Linked DNA regions of Mus musculus: region 1 is linked to region 2. The links are chromatin loops, found by intact Hi-C in ENCODE. Cell type or tissue: left cerebral cortex. All regions are shown on one strand. Links, peaks and the distances in the headings refer to the core of each region. The heading gives the core; the rest is flanking DNA. Region 1 has its middle 140 kb from the start of Gm46401. Region 2 overlaps Klf6 (Kruppel-like factor 6).

Region 1 (5,385 bases), core at 226-5,225, 190 kb before region 2:
TGTGAAAATGGCAGAGGAAAACCAGAAGAGAGAACAAAAATAGATCAATAGAAGAAGAGGAGCCAATATGAACATGCCCCATGGCCACATTTGAACACGATTCCCACTTTTACTCTAGTGAGAAAAAGACACAGCTATCATGTTTGTACATTAGAATTTGCATCTGTAAAATGTTTTCAAGTATGGGATAATATTAAAGTTAAAGATTTATAATCACACCAATAATACTTTTCAAGAATGAATGTTATCTATGAGTTAATATTGAAAAAATCAAATATTATTCTCTCAACAAGGGAAAAAACAAAAGAATAAAACTATTCTAATACAACATGTGTCATGATCAAATGTAATTGATTTTAATTTTTTACTTTGCCTTATTTTAATATATAAAGATTATATATATAAATGTATTATTGCTTCTTATCATAATGCTTACCAATATTTTACATTCAACAGTGTTGTATTTGAATAGGAATATTTGAAGACCCTGCCTGACTCCAAGACCTGAGAAGTTCTGTAATTGACACAAAGGTATTAAGAACATAATAACAAAAATAGACTACTGCAACACAGTACAAATTCCAGGACAGAATCCCCCAACAGTTGCATGGTACTTCAGAGTGGAAGGTAAACATCTTCAAGAGGGCACAATGAAGAAGGAATGGATACAATTATACAGAAAAATAATTCTCAGCTACTCCCTCACACTCTAGAGAAAAACATGAGCAACTTCAGTGTGAAACTACAGCACAGTCTTGACCATCCTAAGAAAGCTAAGAATGACAACTAACACCAGTGCAAAGAGAAACCAGAACAGAAACACAAGAAATCTGTTCACTGTGGTTAGTCATGAGGGACATACAAAACACAGGTACCATGAGATACAACCCTGATAAAATAAGAAGCTGACACAGAAGAGGATGAGGGGGAAAGCCCTCATCACCGTAAGGGTGCAAGCAGTTCCAGCAGCAGGAGACCAGCAACCTCTTATCAAGGTAAACATACATCCAGCAGAGTAGCTTCTCAGGGGAAAATGTCCACAAAAATGGAGTGTTTTTAATCACAATAGTGACAAACAGAGCACTGTGATTTTCAGGAACAATTCTTTTTTATATAAACTGTAATCATGCAATAGAATACTCGTCAGGACTAAAAAGGAATGAACTTTGGAGGGAGGGTGTCTCATTGGTTAGGAGCATTCACTGCCCTCACAGAGGCTTGGAGTCTGATTCCCAACACTCATGTCCATCAACTCACCTGTAACTCCAACCTCAGAGCATCTGATGACTTCTTCTAGCCTCTGGGGGCACTGCACACACACATGGTGTACACTCATGCAGACACATAAGAACATAAATCTGCTTTAAAAAGAAATGAGTGAGAAACTCATACAACAGTGTGAATTCATTCCTGAGCACAGTCACATGACCTCCTTTATATGAACTTTGTGAAGAAAGTTGTTGGCAGTAGATATTGAGGATTTACTGAAAAGGTAAGATTGGGGGCGGGGTTCTTTAAAACTGTCTTTCAATCAGAACAGTGGTTATATGTATTCACCAAATACATGGAATTAGGTAATAGCATTGTGGTGGTTTGAATATGCTTGGCCCAGGGAGTATCACTATTAGGAGGTGTGGCCTTGTTAGAGAAATGTGTCACTGTGGGGATGGGTTTAAGACCCTCCTCTTAGCTTCCTGAGTATAGTCTTCTCCTAGTGGCCTTCAGATAAAGATACAGAACTCTCAGCTTCTCCTCCACCATGTTGCCTGGATGATGCCATGCTCCTGCCTTGATGATAATGACCTGAACCTCTGTACCTGTAAGCCAGCCCCAATCAAATGTTGGTCTTATAAGAGTTGCCTTGGTCGTGGAGTTTCTTCTTAGCAATGGAAACCCTAAGATAAGAACACTTAAGGATTTACGGTGTTAAGGATTATTAAGCATTATTGTGTGTAAATCTTAATTCAATTGATATAAACCCAATCGAACTGTGGAGATGGCTCAGTGCATAATTCACTTGCTATAAAAGAAAAAGGAAGTGAATTTGGACTTGCAGAACTCATACAAGGTTGGACATGCTAGTACATATCTACTCTGCACTCTTACAGCGAGATGGGAATCAGAGCCTAGAGAATGTACAGCCCAATGTACAGAGTAGTGAACACAGCAGAAGTTAAAAACTGGCACCCAAGTGTTTTCTGATCTACACACACACACACACACACACACACATAAACACACACAGAGAAAAAGTAAAATTGTATCCATCAAGCCTTTCTATATCAAACAAACGTATTAAGCATTTTGTTTGTTAAAATACTATTTTTTTCTCCCTTGCTGGGCATTGAACTCAGGGCCTCACACATTCTCAGAAGATACTCCAGAATCAAGCTGCACCACCATGCATTCAAAAGATTTTGCAAGCACCCACTAATATGAATAACCTGACATCTGTTTGGAATTAGTGACTAGTGGCATTGGTTTTTTATGGTGTTCTACCTCCTCTCGCTCGGTTTGATTCAATTGGGACATATGTGTTTTTCTGACTTCTGTGATTGGAGAAATATAACTTATAGAAATTTATGTGGCTTCATACATCAGTATTCTCTTTTAAAATCAGAAAATGCACAAAGGCAAATGAGTAAACTCAGTTTCCTTGGGTATCCTTTCATCTGTTTGATATTCTGGAGCTAACCTCATCTGGCATTGGAACATCAATTCAATTTTACATTGGTGTTGTATTTAGAGAAATGGGATAGTGCTGTAAGGCAAAGTCAGGGTCATTATAACAAAATTAATTAATTACTTATTAATTAATTGTTAATTAAAATTAGCAGCCGAAGTAACAGCTTCCAGGGGATGTGCCTGCAGGCCTGTGGGGAGCATCATTTCTTAAATGTAAAGGTTTGTTTAATTTTGCATGATTGAGGTGAAAAAAGGCACCAGAGACCAAGGGAAGATTAATAAAAGAGAGAATAAGATAGAAAATGCAAAGTCAGGGCAGCTGCTTACCAACTCGGATGGAATGACAGTAATAATTTGAATGAGCTAGAGGCTAAAGATAAAAGCACAATAAATTCCCAGGAAACCAGATTACTGAGAGAGCTGTTCAAAATTTAAAAAAGCTACAGAAATCACATGTTTAGAGGAAGGGTATTTGTTTTTTAATTAAATTTACAAATATTTTTACTTCACGTTGTGCCCTTCAATAAAATCAAATGGGAAAACATTCCTGAAAGAGAAATATGTACATATGTGTACACACACATATAACACACATCTATCCATCACCTCCAACACATGTGGATGTTGTCCTTAGAACTTTCATTCTTCCAAGCATTTGCTTTTCTGTTCAGCTTAGTATTTTGTTACCATGACAATATGCTATGCAACAGAAACTTCCTCTTGCCTGCTTCCCCTACTCTTCTTTTTCCAAAGGTGTTGTACTGAGGGCTTGTTCCTGGCACATCACAGGTTAGCATTTGCAATGACAGGAGCCATGTTGTAATGATTATGTTGGTGGCAAGCTTTGCTGAGAGTCAAACAGGACAGACATCTCCTTTGTGGTGGAATTGACCCTGAAAGGAAAAGGACAAAGTGCTTCATAGAGCTAGCGGATCACTTTTCGTTACAAGTAAAGTTTTTGTTTTGTTTTGTTTTGTTTTTTAAGTACATGATCTGTGTGCAGAATAATTTTACTAGTTGATTAAAATGAGAGCATGACCAAATTTTTACATCTCAGTAATTTGGTCTTGAATCTGAGACATGATTTAACAGAGAAGTAGTAGGTGGGTTAACAAGTAGGAGTTTTAACAGTTCATCTTATTAGATAAATAAAAGAATTCCAGGCTCTATGCTATAGCTTTCTATAAGAACAAAGTAGCTAGCTAACTGCTGCTGTACTTCCTTCAGACACGGCCAGTGGTCGCAAAATCAAGATAGCAAATTTCAAGCATCTCATATGTCTTTTAGCATACACAAACATCCAAAAGGTCGAAGCATTGAGAGATACCAGGATTGATACCCACAGTATCCCATGAAAGCTCCAACGGAAAGTAAAACAAGAAAGCCTGGGAAAATTACTCAGCCACTAACATTCCTTCTCTGCACAAGAAACTAAGTTCCATTCCAAGAACCCACATAAGAAAGTCTGGGTGTGGCACCACAATGAGATTCCAGCACAGAACAGGCAGGGATTTGGAGATGCGACCAGCCTTCAATCAGTGAGTCCTAGGCCAGTGACAGACTATATCTCAGAATTCAAAATAGACGGTATCCTTAGGAAGGACACTGCAGATTAATTCTGGTCTTCATATGCACACATGTGTGGCTACTTCCATACATACATGCACACATATGTGCATACACATATACACAAAATGAAAACATCATTTTTCTATTGTTTTTTACTTTCAGTTTCTTTATTAAGCTAATAAAGTATATTTTAAAATATACAACTCAGTATTGACAATTTTTAAGTCATCAAAATAATTTATAATAGTTAAATGCCTCTTAAATATACATAATATCTTCAGAGGCTAAAAGTAATATGCACTTAACCAGTTTTTTTATTAGATATTTTCTTTATATATACTTCAAATGCTATCCCAAAAGTTCTCTTTACCCTCCTTCTGCCATGCTCCCCTACCCACCCACTCCCGCTTCTTGGCCCTGGCATTCCCCTGTATTGGGGCATATAAAGTTTGCAATACCAAGGGGCCTCTGTTCCCAGTGATGGCCGACTAGGCCATCTGCTACATATGCAGCTAGAGACACGAGCTCTGGGGGTACTGGTTAGTTCATATTGTTGTTCCACCTATAGGGTTGCAGACCCCTTCAGCTCCTAGGGTACTTTCTCTAGCTTCTCCACTGGGGTCCCAGTGTTCCATCTTATAGATGACTGTGAGCATCCACTTCTGTATTTGCCAGGCACTGGCATAGCCTCATACTAGACAGCTATAACAGGGTCCCTTCAGCAAAATCTTTCTGGCATTGTGCAATAGTGTCTGGGTTGGGTGGCTGATTATGGGATGGATCCCACCTCACACCAGTCAGAATGGCTAAGATAAAAAATTCAGGTGATATCAGATGCTGGAGAGGATGTGGAGAAAGAGGAACATTCCTCCACTGCTGGTAGGATTGCAAGCTTGTACAACCACTCTGGAAGTCAGTCTGGAGGTTCCTCAGAAAATTGGACATAATACTACCAGAAGATCCAGCAATACCTCTCCTGGGCATATACCCAGAAGAAGTTCCAACTGGTAATAAGAACACCTGCTCCACTATGTTCATAGCAGCCTTATTTATAATAGCCAGAAGCTGGAAAGGATACAGATGTCCCTCAACAGAATAGATACAGAAAATGTGGTACATTTACACAATGGA
Region 2 (5,385 bases), core at 98-5,097:
TGGGGAATATCATCTTTGTCATCATCACATTTCAAAATGATAATCAATAATAATCCAGCTGGCAAAGGAAGTCATTAAAAAACAAAATAGCACAGTGACTGAATAGAGGGCTCAGGCATTAAGAGCAGTCATGATCACAGCATCCAGGCAAATAGCTCCACCCCAGCTCTGAAGGGGGAGGAGACAGGATATGCTGATTCCAACCTAGCCAGGAAGACACCTACCTTGGGTTCAGGAGAGACCCTGCCTCAAATAAATTGGGTGATTCTGATAGAGGAGGCCACCTGATACCTTTTCTAAACAACACACACACATACACACACACACACACACACACACACACACACACACACACACGACAGACATACAAATAAATAAATATAATAAGCAAATATTAAGAAATAGCTCCTGGTAATATACTGCATACATTAAAAAGGAGTCGCATATGGAAGTTGTGTTCTTTATGGCAATTAAAATATAAAAGTAAGAGACTTTAATCACTTCCGTTGCCCTCAGTACAAAGGCCCTATTAGATAAGAAATAGAACTGGGGGCTTGGGGGAACCGGGGAGATTTTGGGTTCTTTTATAGGTACCATAGCACTTTTCAAAGGAGGTTAGGGCTGGTTTTTTTTTTTTTTTAATTTAAATAAAATTATATGTTGTCAAGCATCAAATGCCCGAGCAACTTAACTTTAATTAAAGAAGTAATGGGCAGTTTGAGAACATTCTGTTTTCCATTTTCAGAGCAATTTTCTCCAACAATACTTTCTCCTGTAGCAGAAGAAAAACTTTCCTAGGTCTGGGCCAAGAACTCTGAGGATGGTGAACGTGTAATTTGAAGTCCACCCTACACTCACAGACCGCAGAATGGCAGTGCTATAGAAAATCTAGATTCATGTGACCTAGCCCGGACTATTTTAGCAAGGAGTAAATGGGAGCCTATTGTTGCTGAGCGAATTGTCCCCAAAGTACACAGCTTGTTAGAGCAAAAGTGTTCCCTTCCTTTTAGCTAGGTTTCAAAAAATTTGTTAAGCAGACTGAAAATGCTTTATACGTCTATAAATATCCCAAGTCTGTGGCTGATTCCTTGCACTGCGGTTCTCCTAACAGCCTTATTTGAGCATAACTTAGCTGTTCAGCAGACTTTGCATGACAACACGGTCCGGTCTTAATAGTAGCCGAGAGAATGCATTATCGAGACTTTATTTAGACTGTACAGTCAAAGTCATCCAACTGTTAGTCATCCTGACATGTGCTTCGGAATGCCACACACCCATGAATTCTGCAAAAAATGTCACCAACTCTGTATGACCTAGCCTACCACACATCCAAGTTTCTGATATTAAAAAAAAAAAAAGCTGCTAATCTTTAAAGTTTCCTCCCTAATTATAAAATATATAAAAGAAGAAAAATTTCATAAACTCTGCACATTTAGCAAAAAGAAGACCTACTCTGAAGTAAATGACTATACCACACCTAAAATGAAGACCACCCTTTTGGGGGATCAAAGGAAAATGCATTGAAGAAGCCCCACGGAAACTCACCTATTTTACCCTGTGACTACTGACTGGCTTATGGAATCTGAAAACAGATTCCAAGATGCATCTCTCTCACATTGATCCGCACAGTAAAACTGGCTGCGAGTGTCTCAAGCGACTGAAGGCACTGCTCTGAGACAAGCTGCGGATTTTTTCTTAAATCGAGCTATATGCGATGCATTTTTTTCCTAAGTCACGAAACCTCGTGAGGAGAAGCAATCTTGACTTTCTGCCCTGCTTTCCGGAACTAACGGGGGGGGGGGGGGGGGGGGGGGATCTGGGCATAGGAATCAGTGGATGCAGAGTCCATTGGGACGGCTTTCTGGCCTGACTTCCCTTTATCATCTGATTGCTGGTGGCTTCTAACCTTCCCAGATGGGACTCATCCAGGTGTGACGCCAGCTCCATCCAGAAAGACTGGCCCAGCTCTACCAGCTAAGAGAACAAAATCTGCTGGATTTCAGAAGCCACGGTACTGGGGCCTCTCTGCACTGTAATCATCTCCTGGGCTTGAGTGACAGGAAGAAAAAAAGTGCAACAAGTGGCTTCCTATTGTGCCCCCCTCCCAACCAAGGCTGTTTCTTTCAGGCTTTGGAAGACATTCAGTCCATTTGAGGGGAGTGTGTGTGTGTGTGGGGGGGGGGGGGGGGCAATGTCAAAAGCCTCCCTCCAGAGACAGCTGTGGTAAGTAGGAAGACAGGGAAGGCAGGGACTGAGCTAGGCAAAAGGCCCTCAGAATTACACAATGGTGATTTCCCGGGGAGGAAGCCAGGCTGAGTAACACAGCAGGAATTTGTTAACAACCCCCTTCCCCCACTGCACCCCAGAAAAACAATCAGGCTCCAGATGCTGATAAGAATTCTTTTTATGTTATTCGAATAAAAAATACATTCATACAGAAATATAACAATCTCGCAAAAAACAATTTCAAATAAAATCTTGTAAAACAAAATTTTACAAAAATCTTACAAAGATTCTTTAGATAACAGGGTGCTTCAAAAAAAAAGAAATAAAGAAATTTCACTAATAGAAATTTTTTTTTTTAATTTCAAGCAAAAGTTCCTGCTTGATTGAGGCTCAGTTGTCACCTGACCAGAATGGACTGCTTAGTATTAAAGTTACAGCATCGACACGGACGGCACCCAGCCCCAGCCAGTCCAGCAACGTCGCTGTGTTTCATAAGTGAGACGCGCCAGCACAAGTTTCCTCTCTCTTCTGTTTACCTTCTTACTTAATGGAATTGCTATGGATAAGCACACAGCAGGGCCAAAAAAGGAGTTTTCCAAAATCCAGCAAATCAAGTGCTAGGATTTTGAATTGCCAAACAAAAGTGCATTTTCCCCTTGAGCAAAATGAAATCAGTTCTGTAGAGAAATGTATTCATCAGGCCAGATACAATAAAACAAAACAAAACAAAAAGCAGTTAAGGGAGCTTTAATCATTGCTCGTTTCCAGGAAGATCAAACGAAATACCAGCCCAGCCAGACTCATTCTCATATATGTAAAGATCCACACCCAAAAAGCCAAGCAGCTGGATGAAATATCAGAAATATCAGCTGTCTACGCTGTGGTATGCCAAATTCCGGGAAAGTACTCCTTGAAAAAGCTGGAAGAATCTACATGCTGGAAAAAATAGTTTCATCTGCATAAAAAGTATTCTAAAAAACAATCCCTGTGGTCAGCTTACTCTTAGGTTAGATCTTCTAGTAAGGCTGAAAGGAAAATTAAAACCTTTGTGTGTCTGAGTCCAGCTGGTTGGCCAGTATTTTGTTCATGCCCCTTCTAAATGGCCGAAGGTCCCCTATTCCAGGCTTGCCAATCGTGACTAGCAGAATCAGCAGCCTGGAAAAGACTCAACGCCAACAATGTCTCCAGCAAACTATTAAATTAAAGATAAAGCCTCTATAAAAGTTAGGTTATAGTTTTCAATTTCTTTTAACCTCCTTTATGGCCATTTTGAAATACTTCTTCACAGGCTGTAGAATTTTCTAGCTAAACATTCTAGTTTCTTCTTAAAAAAATATTTATATATTATCTATATATAATATATATATACACACATACATACACATACTATACACACAAATATACATACACAAAAAATTTCATCCACTTTTTCAAAAAAAACAAAAACAAAACAAAAAGCAGTATACTTTCAGTATTACCAACAGATAGCTAGACAGGTACTCAAAACTTGTGCCTTTTGAGCAAGATATTGACATTGGTTTTTCTTGTTTGTTTAATACTTCTGTATCTTTAATATGTGTGACAATGTTACATAATAAATACAGCCGGTGTGTGTGTGTGTGTATGTGTGTGTGGGTGTGTGTGGGTATGTGAGATCTGTACAGTTGTGCAAGGTCTCTTAAAAGAGTCTCATGGTAGCAGAATTAGTTTTCAATTGCCATGTCTATTTTTTTCCCCATTTTAACACTGACAGTCAAGTTGTTGGAAATGAACACATGTTGACATGTCAAAGGACTTTTCACCCGTTCGTTCATCACTGTGGAGGATCTTAAAGAGGTGTTCTTTTTGTTGTCGTTGTTGTTCTTTGTTTGTTTTGTCCATATTATACATTGATACAGTACAATGCCAGGTGAAAAAAGAGCCTTAATTAAGCATGCGTCACCCATTCCCCTGTATTTGACCCCACAGAAGGGCCAGTTGCATAAGGCACCATTATGAAGGTCAACAGTGCATTAACAGCTAGAAAACCAGAAATAGTCCTCAAGGCATAAATAAGAGACGTAGCTGCGTGAGAAAAAACGGTTTCTAAGCTTAGTGGTTTGATCCACTCTGAGAAAAAAAGTTTGTGTTCTTAGCCTAATGTGATATTAGACGGGTAATTTCCAGGCCCCTAGCATTTAGACATTTGACAAGTGTCCAATTTCTCCAAAGGGTACCTTAAGATTCTCAAAAAAAAAGTAAATTCAAATTCCGAGTCGTCGAAAATACAACCCTACATTGCACAAGATCATTTTGCATGGGAGTGTTACAAAATAGAAGGATCTGGGGGGGGGAGGGGGGAGAACGTGTCTTGCCAGGCCTAAATGGCTTAAGGAATCATTATTCTACACAAATTAGATCTTATAGCTGCTTATTAATTGGAATCAAGATTGGAGACGCAATTTAAAAATGTTAAACGTTTATAGCTCCCCCAGACCATGCACGACTTGTTTTTTTGTATTATAAGGGAAAATGACCACTGCGATTTGTAAATACAGCTTATACAATGGGTTACAAATGAGCTCCATGTAGCCAGTAAAACAAGCTACTTGACACACTGCACATTCTATAGCTGCACCAGACACCAGAAAGTCCTTTCACACAGGAAAGGGGCACAGGGGCTCCCCCTGCCCTTAACACTCACCACAATGGGTCCTGAGTTCCCGCTCCCACCCTCCATGTTTTTCCATCTTTTTTTTTATTATTTTAACTTTTATTTATTTTTTTGTTGTTGTTTTTGTTTATTTTTTTCTAAGGTGCAGACACCCTTCAGGAAATGATTGGTGGTCAACTCATCCCTTGGTATACTCCTCACACACAAAACATTCAAACTGCTTTTTTTTTTTTCTGTCTCTTGCAGTTATTTGATACCACATAGGGGGAGAAAAAAAAAGTCTGCCTCACCATACAGTCAGTAATAGATCCTCAACACAACCATCCCACCCACTAACATTCTCAGTGCGCATGCTCACGGCCAAAAGCTTAGAGCCTCTCAGAAGGTTAGGAACCAGTGGTGAGTCCGGGGTCACCCAAACACCATGCACCATGGGTGCTATGCCACTCCTGACATGACTTTTGTAGCCCTCAAAAGACCTTCCAAAGAGAGGCCCCTGGAGGTAA

What was found. Peaks named below come from ENCODE experiments on the same cell type or tissue, not always from the same donor. Only the 100,000 strongest peaks of a DNase experiment are listed, where the experiment ranks them.
Region 1: it touches region 2 in a loop (2.4-fold over the local background); 1 of 42 quality-filtered maps calls a loop at or near these places.

What each region holds. Positions count from the first base shown.
Region 1 is chr13:6,052,602-6,057,986 of GRCm38, reverse strand. No RefSeq gene overlaps it. Among named protein-coding and RNA genes, the nearest start is that of Gm46401, 140 kb to the right of the region's middle. In left cerebral cortex, for the core only: no CTCF peak of the experiment used is centred there; no DNase peak of the experiment used is centred there.
Region 2 is chr13:5,867,396-5,872,780 of GRCm38, reverse strand. Klf6 (Kruppel-like factor 6) reads right to left here. Exons shown (of 4, transcript NM_011803.2): 4 at 2,388-5,385. Among named protein-coding and RNA genes, the nearest start is that of Klf6, 8.6 kb to the right of the region's middle. In left cerebral cortex, for the core only: no CTCF peak of the experiment used is centred there; DNase peaks (open chromatin) are centred at 3,189, 3,983, 4,232, 4,772 and 5 more places; H3K4me3 peaks cover 411 bases; H3K27ac peaks cover 3,871 bases.